Regions from separate parts of the Homo sapiens genome. Here regions 2 and 3 are each linked to region 1. A link is a contact called in ENCODE Hi-C data. All regions are on one chromosome and are shown on one strand. Each heading gives the region's core, a stretch centred on a gene start or an enhancer-like site at or near the end of the contact. The rest is flanking DNA. Distances are from core to core; before and after follow the strand shown.

Region 1 (2,726 bases), core at 112-2,611:
TCCATATGAGGGACATAAAAAAAATACCAGAGGTGGGCTCCCCAGTTCTTCTTCCAAATACAATTCACTTTGACTTACATACAAAATCCCGGGGGGGATTTTACAACTTAATTTGACCCTAAGTAACTGCTCTTCCTCCCTTCAAAAACAATCTGCTCCTCCTTCCCATATCTCACTTAAATGTGGGCGTCTCCATCCTTCCAAACACACAGACTAGAAAGTCTTGAGTTGTTCCCTATTCTTTATTTCCCTCTTCGCACAGTAAGTCACCAAATTCTGTGGACAGTTCTTTGGAAAGGTCTCAAATCTCTACCTCTTTCCCTTCCATATCACTGTCAAAATGATGCCTCTACAAGTCTGAGCCTGTCAATGCTTAGTTTAAAATTCTCTATTTACTCTAGCCTGATTACAGCAAACTCCGTCCAAACAGCCCAATATAACCTAAAGGTAGTATTATGACCTAAAGCTCATTGTACTGTGAAACCAACCTAGCTTTCCAGTTCTGTCTTCCTCAACTCTACTTCACCCCCAGCATCTTTCTTCTAACATCCCCTTTTCATACTTCTGTGAACCACTTATACTCCAGAAGCCTTAATGTGAATTATTAGCCCAGCATGAACCCAGTTAGATAGCACAATGAACGTGTCAAGGTGGCCCTGGGAATCGCAAAAAGTATTCAATTAAACTTAATTCACACTCCTGTGTGCAAAATGGAGAAACCCAGGGAAACAGCTGTTCGAAGAGGGGGCCTTAAACCCACCCATTTGAGCTCGCCCTCCGAGAGCGAGTAGGCTCGGCACGTGAACTGTCAAAAGCGAGGCCACAACCGACCTGGAAGCCGAGGAACAGGGTCAGCTTTCTGCACCCAGCCCTGTCAGGTACCAAACCCAACTGTCTTGAATCAGAGACGAACAGGACCAAAGGAGGTGAGTTTCAACACCCAAACTAAGAAGCCGAAGGAGGCGCAGGGTCCGTTAACCCTGCCCATCTCCACGCTCCTTGGAAAACGAAAACAAACTCTGGTTTCTCTTCAGCGTTCACCTCTCTGCGCCCAAACGGATCTGTAAGTCCAACTCTATACCTTAATCATCAACCTTTCCCACTTGAACCCCGTCCCAGCCCAGCCCATCCTTTCAGCGCGCCGACTACCCCATAGGTCATCCCAGCTCTGTCTCTTTTCCCAATTTCGAGAGCGGAAAGAAACCCCTCCCTCTTCTCCCTTACCTGCCGCGGGCACTCCCCTTCTTGGTACCGGGTCGATCGGAACTCCTGTTCCAGCTTGATCTCCACCCTAGTTGCAACGTTCAACCCACGTTCCCCTCGGACTGCTCCTCCCCCACTCGCGTCTCCACTAGGAAGGCGGCTTCCGGCTTGAGTCCGCGGCAAAAGAGTCCTCCTTCCTGCTGCACGCTGGGCCTGAAAGGACGGTGGCGTGGCGGGGAAGGTGAAGACGTGAGCACTTCCGGTCGCCCTCCGCAGAGGCGTGGCTGTCCGCCCTGTGGCCGCAGACGCAGTTGCGACTGCGGCGACGAGGAGGGGCGGGGCCGGTGGCTGCTGAGCCCGCCATGTGTGAGTGGCTGGGTTTGGGGAGGCGACGTTTCTGGAAGCTGCTGGAAAGCGCCCGAGTGGCGGAGGTGGCGCCAGCGGCCAGGGGGTGGGGCGTGATTAAAACTAGTGCGCGGCTTTCTGCGGAGGGATTACGCTGACGAAAGAGACCTGCTTGCGCGTCGCTGTTCCGTGGTCCGCGCGAGCGTGGTCGGGAGCCGCTGGTTCCTGGGGTGACCCGCGGAGGTGGGAGAGGGAAGGGCTTCCGAAGCCGGCGGGGGTGCCATGGACCCTCTCCGCCGGCGCGGCCTTCACAGCTGGGCCGCGCCGGGCATCCGTAGTCCGCTCTCCCAAAGCCTCGGTGGAGCTGAAGCTGCCACAGAGTGCATGTTCACAAAGGGTCATCACACACGGAGCTGCCCCTCCCTGTCTCCCTAGAGCCCATCTTCGAGGCCAGGGGCTTTTCTACCAGGATTCTGGGGTGTTTCTCCTCCTTTCCTCCCTCCCAGATCTTCTCACGGTAAGGGGAGCAGCGAAAGCGCAGGGACTTTGCATTCCACGACCCGTTCTGACTAGTCAACAGCCGATCTGTCCCTGCTGCTCTAATTCCAGCTGCCCTGCCTTGTTTTAACTTCAGAGAAAGGGGGAGTTCTCATTTGATAAGTTTAAGCCTTTGCTTTCGTAGGAAGGTCATGTGGCTTAAGGGACATCGTGACCGCGTATGCTATTTCTGCCTGTGCATTCTAAATCTTGGGGGCAGCATATTCCAGAAGTCCTTTTGGTCGATTGGTTCTGTGTCCTAGGATAACAATTTGTAGTTTCTGACCATTTCTTTACAGAAAAACCACAATTGGTATTTTGGACTGCGGGGTTTTTTAGTGGTCTCAAACTAAATGATTATATTCTGGAATAATGCTGACAATTTGGATAGGGTGGTGTGGAGGAAACAAGTCTCGTGTAGAAGAAATTATTTAGTAAAAAGGATTTTAGTTTTTGGTACTTCTGAATGCAAATGGCCAAGGAATCCAGCAGTTTGTTGGGGTTTCTCCAGACAAAAATAGGCTGGTTAGTTTGTTTACCTTTTTCTGTTGCTTTACTAGATTGTTAATGTATTTGTATATTTAAGATCTAGCTAGTTAGGTTTTTCTTTTTTATGAATTGTGATTAAAATTGGAGAAAGT
Region 2 (2,726 bases), core at 117-2,616, 3.4 Mb after region 1:
GTGATCCACCTGCCTCGGCCTCCCAAAGTGCTGGAATTACAGGTGTGAGCCACCATACTCAGCCTAGAAATTCATTTTAGAAAGGCCTTGTTCTTATATAAACTTATATGTAAAGCCAGTGGCTTTTGTTCCTGTGACATGTTCGGATTAATGGACAAGGAGGCATATGGGTGGTTAGCGGGATGGAGGCAGGTCTAAAATTCTGGCACATCAGACCTGTTTGCTGGAATAGAACAGCAAGTGGGAAGGACAGGATGACCACAGCTATTTATCAGGACGGGCACACAGATGGGCATGGTGACACTCGGACAAGGCCCAGGTAGGCCCTAGAGGTCTAAGATGTAGAAACCCTTGTCCAAACAGGGGGTAGAAAAGAGCAAGAAAGAATTCAGGTGGGTGATGCTTGCAAGTATAGAGAGGAAAGCCCCTGGCTGGGGTATCAGGGCTCTTGGCTTCCATGGAGGCAGGCGCTTGGAGATCCAGTCCGGCTACCATGGGGCTTGGCTATATTCAATCTGCATTCCCCCCCCAAGCAAGCTTATAATGGAATCACTATGGAAACAGTATTCATGTACCAGAAGTCTATTTTTCACTTAAATTTTGTTTGAATGCTTTTTGTTTTTGAGTGCTTTGAACCCTTGAGGTGAGGCATTTCTGATTTTACAGCTCTGCCTGAATTCAGATCCTCAACCCCACTGAATTAGGGGAACCCAGAAAAGTACCCCATCACGAGTTCAATCAGAAAATATCACAAGCTTTCTAACATAATAATTTATGAAGTTATTCTACTCACTTGAACTACTTTCTCAAATAGGAAAAAATAAAGCTGAGCTGCCAGGCATGAAGAACAGGGTGCAAATATGAATTTTATAAAAGGAGAAAGAGGAACTACCCATGCCAGTAGCCAGCACTGCCTAAGGATTTCTCACAGGGCATTTTTCTTGCTTGCGGGCTTCCTGTCTCTGGTAATATCATCATCACTGCTGGCTTGAGATCCTCCCTATTTTGCAGCTCAATGTGCAGATATTTAGAAGCCTATTATAAATTTATCGCCAACAGGCCAACAGGTTTCGCTCCTCTCCTTCCCCCATTACTTATCTTTCTTCTTAATTCAAAGAGTTAAACATGTGTAATTTGTTCTTTGCCTCTTCATTTTTGTTTAATTATTTTGTCTTTTTCTAAGTTGTGTTTGACTCCGGTGATTCATCCAATATACGTAAAAAGAAACAAACCAAGTGCTTGGGACGCATACCCGGGTTATCTTAACTGTGCAGAGCAGGTTTCCTCCCACTCCGCCCGTAGTTACCCAGATCATCGCCTCCGTTTTCTGTTTAGGCAGCGGGGGCTCGCCGTCCCCTCGCCCGCGGTGGGTGTCGCAGCTGGTCCCCTCCAGGGTTCTCCCAGATCGCCGCCGCCACCCCCGCGCCTCCCCGCCGCACCCCTTCCTACGCGGGGGTCTCTGGGTCCCCGGCTCTAGGACCGCAGGGACGCGGGCAGGAGGTGGCGCCCGCCTTCGGTCCTGCCCTCTGCCGCGCGCGGGGTGGGGACGGACCGGAGTTCCCCGGCTCGCGCACAAGGGCCGCGGAGGGGTTGCCGAGGGGTGGGCGGGGCTGCGCCGCCTGGCCGCGCCGCTGCCTGGCAGGCCGGGCATTAGGGCCTCGGCGGAGCCCGCTCCCCTGTGCGCTGGGCGGGGTGGGCGGAGGGCGGCTTCGCGTGCAGGCGCGGGCCCGGAGGCAGCGGCTGCGCCCTGCGCCGGGGCGGAGCCGGGGGCGGGCCGGCGGCCGGCAGGCGGGGGCTGGGGCCCGAGGCCGGGAGTGCCTGAGCGCCGGCGGCGACGACGGCAGCGGCGGCCCAGCGGGCTCGGTGGTTGGGTCCGCGGCGGCTCGGGGTCCGCCCGCGGGCTGCGGTGCGAGCGGGCGGCCCGGCTCCCCTCCTCCCCCGCCCGCCGCCGCCGCTGTGATTGGGTGGAAGATGGCGCTGGCCGGATGGAAATCCTAATGACAGTCTCCAAATTCGCCTCCATCTGTACCATGGTAGGTGGCGGCGAGCGGGCGGCCGGGGCTGCCGGGACCTCTCGGGCGGGCGGGCGGCGCTGGACCCGCCTCTCCCAGTGGCCGCTCGCGGGGCCTAGCGCCGGGGCGGGCGGGCGGGCTGGGCGGCCCGGGCGGCCCGGGCGGGGGCGGTTGGACGGCGCGCAGGCGGGGAGCGCGGGGGTGAGCGGCCCAGGCGGCTGGGGAGGGGGCGCCGCCTGGTGGGCCAGGGCGGCGCGAGGGTAGCGGTGAGTGGGCGACCGTGCCAGACGCGGCGTCGGGCGGGCACCGGCCTCCGGGAGTCCCCGGCTGAACTGCTGGGGTCCGCTCGGGACGCGGGGACGAGGGCCGAGGCGCGCCCGGCCTGTGCCGGGGTGAGGGGTGGGCGCGCGCGAGCCAGAGCGCGGCCCCGGGCCGGGGTCGTCGGGGAGGGGGCGCGGAGCCGCGCGGGCTCCATTTCCTTCTGGTCGCGCGCCGAGCGGGAGGGGTCCCCGGGAGGGGTGGGGGTCGGCGGGCAGGAAGGAAGGGTCTCGGCCGGGGCGGGCAGCGCTCATTCCCGCCTGGGAGAGGACGGAAGTCAAGTGCAGATTTCCTCGCGCCGCTGGCTGGGCCGAGTCCCCGACCCCGCGCTGGGGGAAAGGGGCGTGTGTGAAGGTGGAAACTTTAAATAAGTACTGTTGAAATTCTCTCCATTTT
Region 3 (2,726 bases), core at 151-2,650, 3.4 Mb after region 1:
GTTTTGATAGCTCTTTAGTCATTATAGGGCAGAAATGCCATTCCTGGCCATTACTCCTACCATAAGGTAAAATACAGCAGTCAGGCTTGACGTGTTGACAATATTCTAACACAATTTGGTTTCTAAGTTTACCAACAATCCTTTAAGAATGGCTCCCAAAGTACCATTTTTATAAAAATTGTATAGCAAGAAGACATGTTTCACCTAACTCACCAAAGTCAAACCATTGTTACAATGGATGAACCCTTTAAATGCCAGGTACTCTGTTCCAATCCCCAAAGCCTTTAGATGTGTATAAAGTTCCAAAAACTTGTGCTAAGTTAGTACACAAAGGGTGATACTGTGTAGATTCAAGTCACTTTGTGGAATCACCAAGTGGCATAATCAGTTAACTCATTCCTGATTCCAGAGCCCATAATCCTCCACTAGATCCATCTTTCTGAGTTTGGAATCCATTTTAAGCATGGACCCCATACACTTAAAACTGAAGGCACTTTTCAAAACGATGCTTTACAGTTTGTAAGAGTATTAAAATCATGGCAACTAGGATCCACCATAAAGAGCAACCTGCAGTTTGCTCGACTCTGTTGACGTCCACAAACTAGACAAAATGATGAACTATGGCTAAATGTTTCCCTTCACTCAAAGCATGCTGCCCTAGAATTCGCAAAACAGTATCTCCTCTTGGTGCAAATATTGGTGTTGCAACCTCAAAACACTTTCCCTTCGTCCGATCACCATGTGGGGTCAAAATTTTAAAAACAGTCGGAAATCGTCTTATGCATTAACTAAGGGCAGTGAGGGTTCATCACCCAGGACGACTCCGGGACCCACTCTCCGACCGAGAGCCCGGGTTTTCACACCTGTAGGCTTCACAGAAGATTAAAGCCGACGCCTGACTTTAAACCCATTCCTACTACCCCTTAAGTCCTCACCCAACATCATCGCAAGATTTGGAATAAAAAAGCCACACTGAAAGGAGTTAGAAAGGCATCAGGCCACGCGGCCCCCACACAGCCTATGTGAGAGGGGCCACCCACAGTACCGGAGATGCAGCCACGGGAACATAAAACGAAGTCTTTTAAAGATTAACTCGAGTCGCCTCACCCCAAGCGACTCAGTCTCGTCTTTCTCGCAAATGTCCCCCCGCAGGGCCGCAACATCGCAGTCCGGTTCTCAGCCCACGGCCCAGACCCGACCCGGCGCACGCTGCTCCCCGTCTGGCAGAACATGGTTTAACCCGCCCATGCCAATGGACCTCAAACAGGTTAGAGAGTCTCCCCACGGTCCCAATGAACGACCTCTGAGGCCACAAGGTCGCGGTTCAAGTCTGTCGAACACCTAGCGCCCGGGAGCCACGCGTAGGCCCTACCTGGAAGATGGCGGTTCCGGCCGAAAGGAAAGAGGCGGGGCCGCGGCGCGCGCCTTACAAGGGCCTGTGGGCTGCCCACGGCGCTGCCTGAGGGAAACGCCAACCGTAAGCGACTTCTTTCTAGGGAAGAAGATCGTCTCTGAGAACACAGAAAGTCTGTGAGGATATTTTCCCCTCTTGCGAAAGAAAGGCAACCGGCCAACACAAGCTGACACTTGCATCGTGTCAGACAGCCCGGAAAGGGGCCTTCAAGGGCGATCAAGAGGACGCCGTCGTCCCGAGCGTGCTTACGCCATCCTTTGCGTCACCGCCTTCGCCGGAAGCTGCCTTGTATCCGCGTCTCCGCAGGGAAAACTGCGGCTGGCGGTGCGGGAAGTGCTATTAGTAGTTGTTTATTTGTTTGTTTGCAGAAATAATTGCTTGGGTACGAAGGTCAAACGAGAATGAAGCAAGTATATTATCTAGTTTGTATGTCTTTAAATAGTTTCTCCTCCACACGTCTAAACATACGCACCTGCTAGTAGGTGCGCAAATGTTAAAACCTCTTTGGGAAAGCAATGTGGCAAAATCTAGTAAAAGTTTTCAATTACTAAACCCCAGCACTCTGCTCCTACCTATATGTCTTGTAGAAACTTTGGTAAGTGAACAAGGATGTACGTAACAGCGCTGTGGGTAGAAGCAAAAAATTAGAAACGTCCATCAATAACAGAATAAATACCTTATGGGATGTTAGGATGTAGTATTATACGCCAATAAAAGAAGACTGAACTCAGAAATGTGATGAGGCAAAAAGAGAAAGATGTAGAAAAATAAATAGTATGACAATTCATATACATTCAACTCTAAAACTTGTAAAACAATGCTATATATTGCTTAGTTATGCATACATATGTAGTTAAAGAAGTCAAGAAATACAAGAGAATGAAAATCAAGTTGAGAAAAGCAGTCATATCTGGTAAGGAGGGGACAATAAAGGGAGGCTTTAACTGTATTGACCATTATTAAACCGGGTGTTAAATATATGGGTGGCCATTGTTTTATTCACTACACCTTTAAAAATAGATATTATTTTCTTAATGTAGTTTATTTAAATTGAGATAATGCCATATACCCAGCATCCAGTTTCCCCTATTATTAACATCTCATGCTAATATGGTACATTTGTTGCAATTAATGAACCAATATTTTACACTGTTATTAACTAAGGTTCACATTTTATTCAGATTTCCTTCGGTTTTACCTAATACCCTTTTTCTGTTCCAGGATTCCATCCAGAATACCACATTACATTTAGTTATGATGTCTCCTTATATGCCTCTTGTGGCTGTGGCAGTTTCTCAAACTTTCCTTACTT

The links. Hi-C counts contacts between places; a loop is a spot of excess contacts on that map. Pooled maps may share reads with other maps.
Region 2: a loop to region 1 is called in a map of CD8-positive, alpha-beta T cell, with 15 times the contacts of the local background. The contact joins the promoter of USP12-DT here to the promoter of USPL1 in region 1. A Hi-C loop is called at or near these places in 2 of 168 maps with a recorded cell type or tissue (CD8-positive, alpha-beta T cell and naive thymus-derived CD4-positive, alpha-beta T cell) and 10 of 50 pooled maps.
Region 3: a map of CD8-positive, alpha-beta T cell shows a loop between it and region 1 (14-fold over the local background). The contact joins the promoter of RPL21 here to the promoter of USPL1 in region 1. A Hi-C loop is called at or near these places in 3 of 168 maps with a recorded cell type or tissue (CD8-positive, alpha-beta T cell and naive thymus-derived CD4-positive, alpha-beta T cell) and 10 of 50 pooled maps.

What each region holds. Positions count from the first base shown.
Region 1 is chr13:30,616,555-30,619,280 of GRCh38, reverse strand. It overlaps USPL1 (ubiquitin specific peptidase like 1), which reads right to left and starts at 1,361. Exons shown (of 9, transcript NM_005800.5): 1 at 1,225-1,361. It also overlaps a transcript of HMGB1 not described here. RefSeq lists enhancers at 1,284-1,333, 1,354-1,683, 1,734-1,873, 1,894-1,963.
Region 2 is chr13:27,170,899-27,173,624 of GRCh38, reverse strand. USP12-DT (USP12 divergent transcript) reads right to left here and starts at 1,366. Exons shown (of 2, transcript NR_046548.1): 1 at 1,253-1,366. It overlaps USP12 (ubiquitin specific peptidase 12), which reads left to right and starts at 1,814. Exons shown (of 9, transcript NM_182488.4): 1 at 1,814-2,033. The coding sequence starts at 1,986. RefSeq lists an enhancer at 1,038-1,227 and silencers at 1,288-1,927, 2,068-2,117, 2,178-2,267, 2,338-2,407, 2,438-2,487.
Region 3 is chr13:27,250,232-27,252,957 of GRCh38, reverse strand. RPL21 (ribosomal protein L21) reads right to left here and starts at 1,400. Exons shown (of 6, transcript NM_000982.4): 1 at 1,373-1,400. RefSeq lists enhancers at 907-1,492, 1,146-1,685, 1,493-2,078, 897-2,096.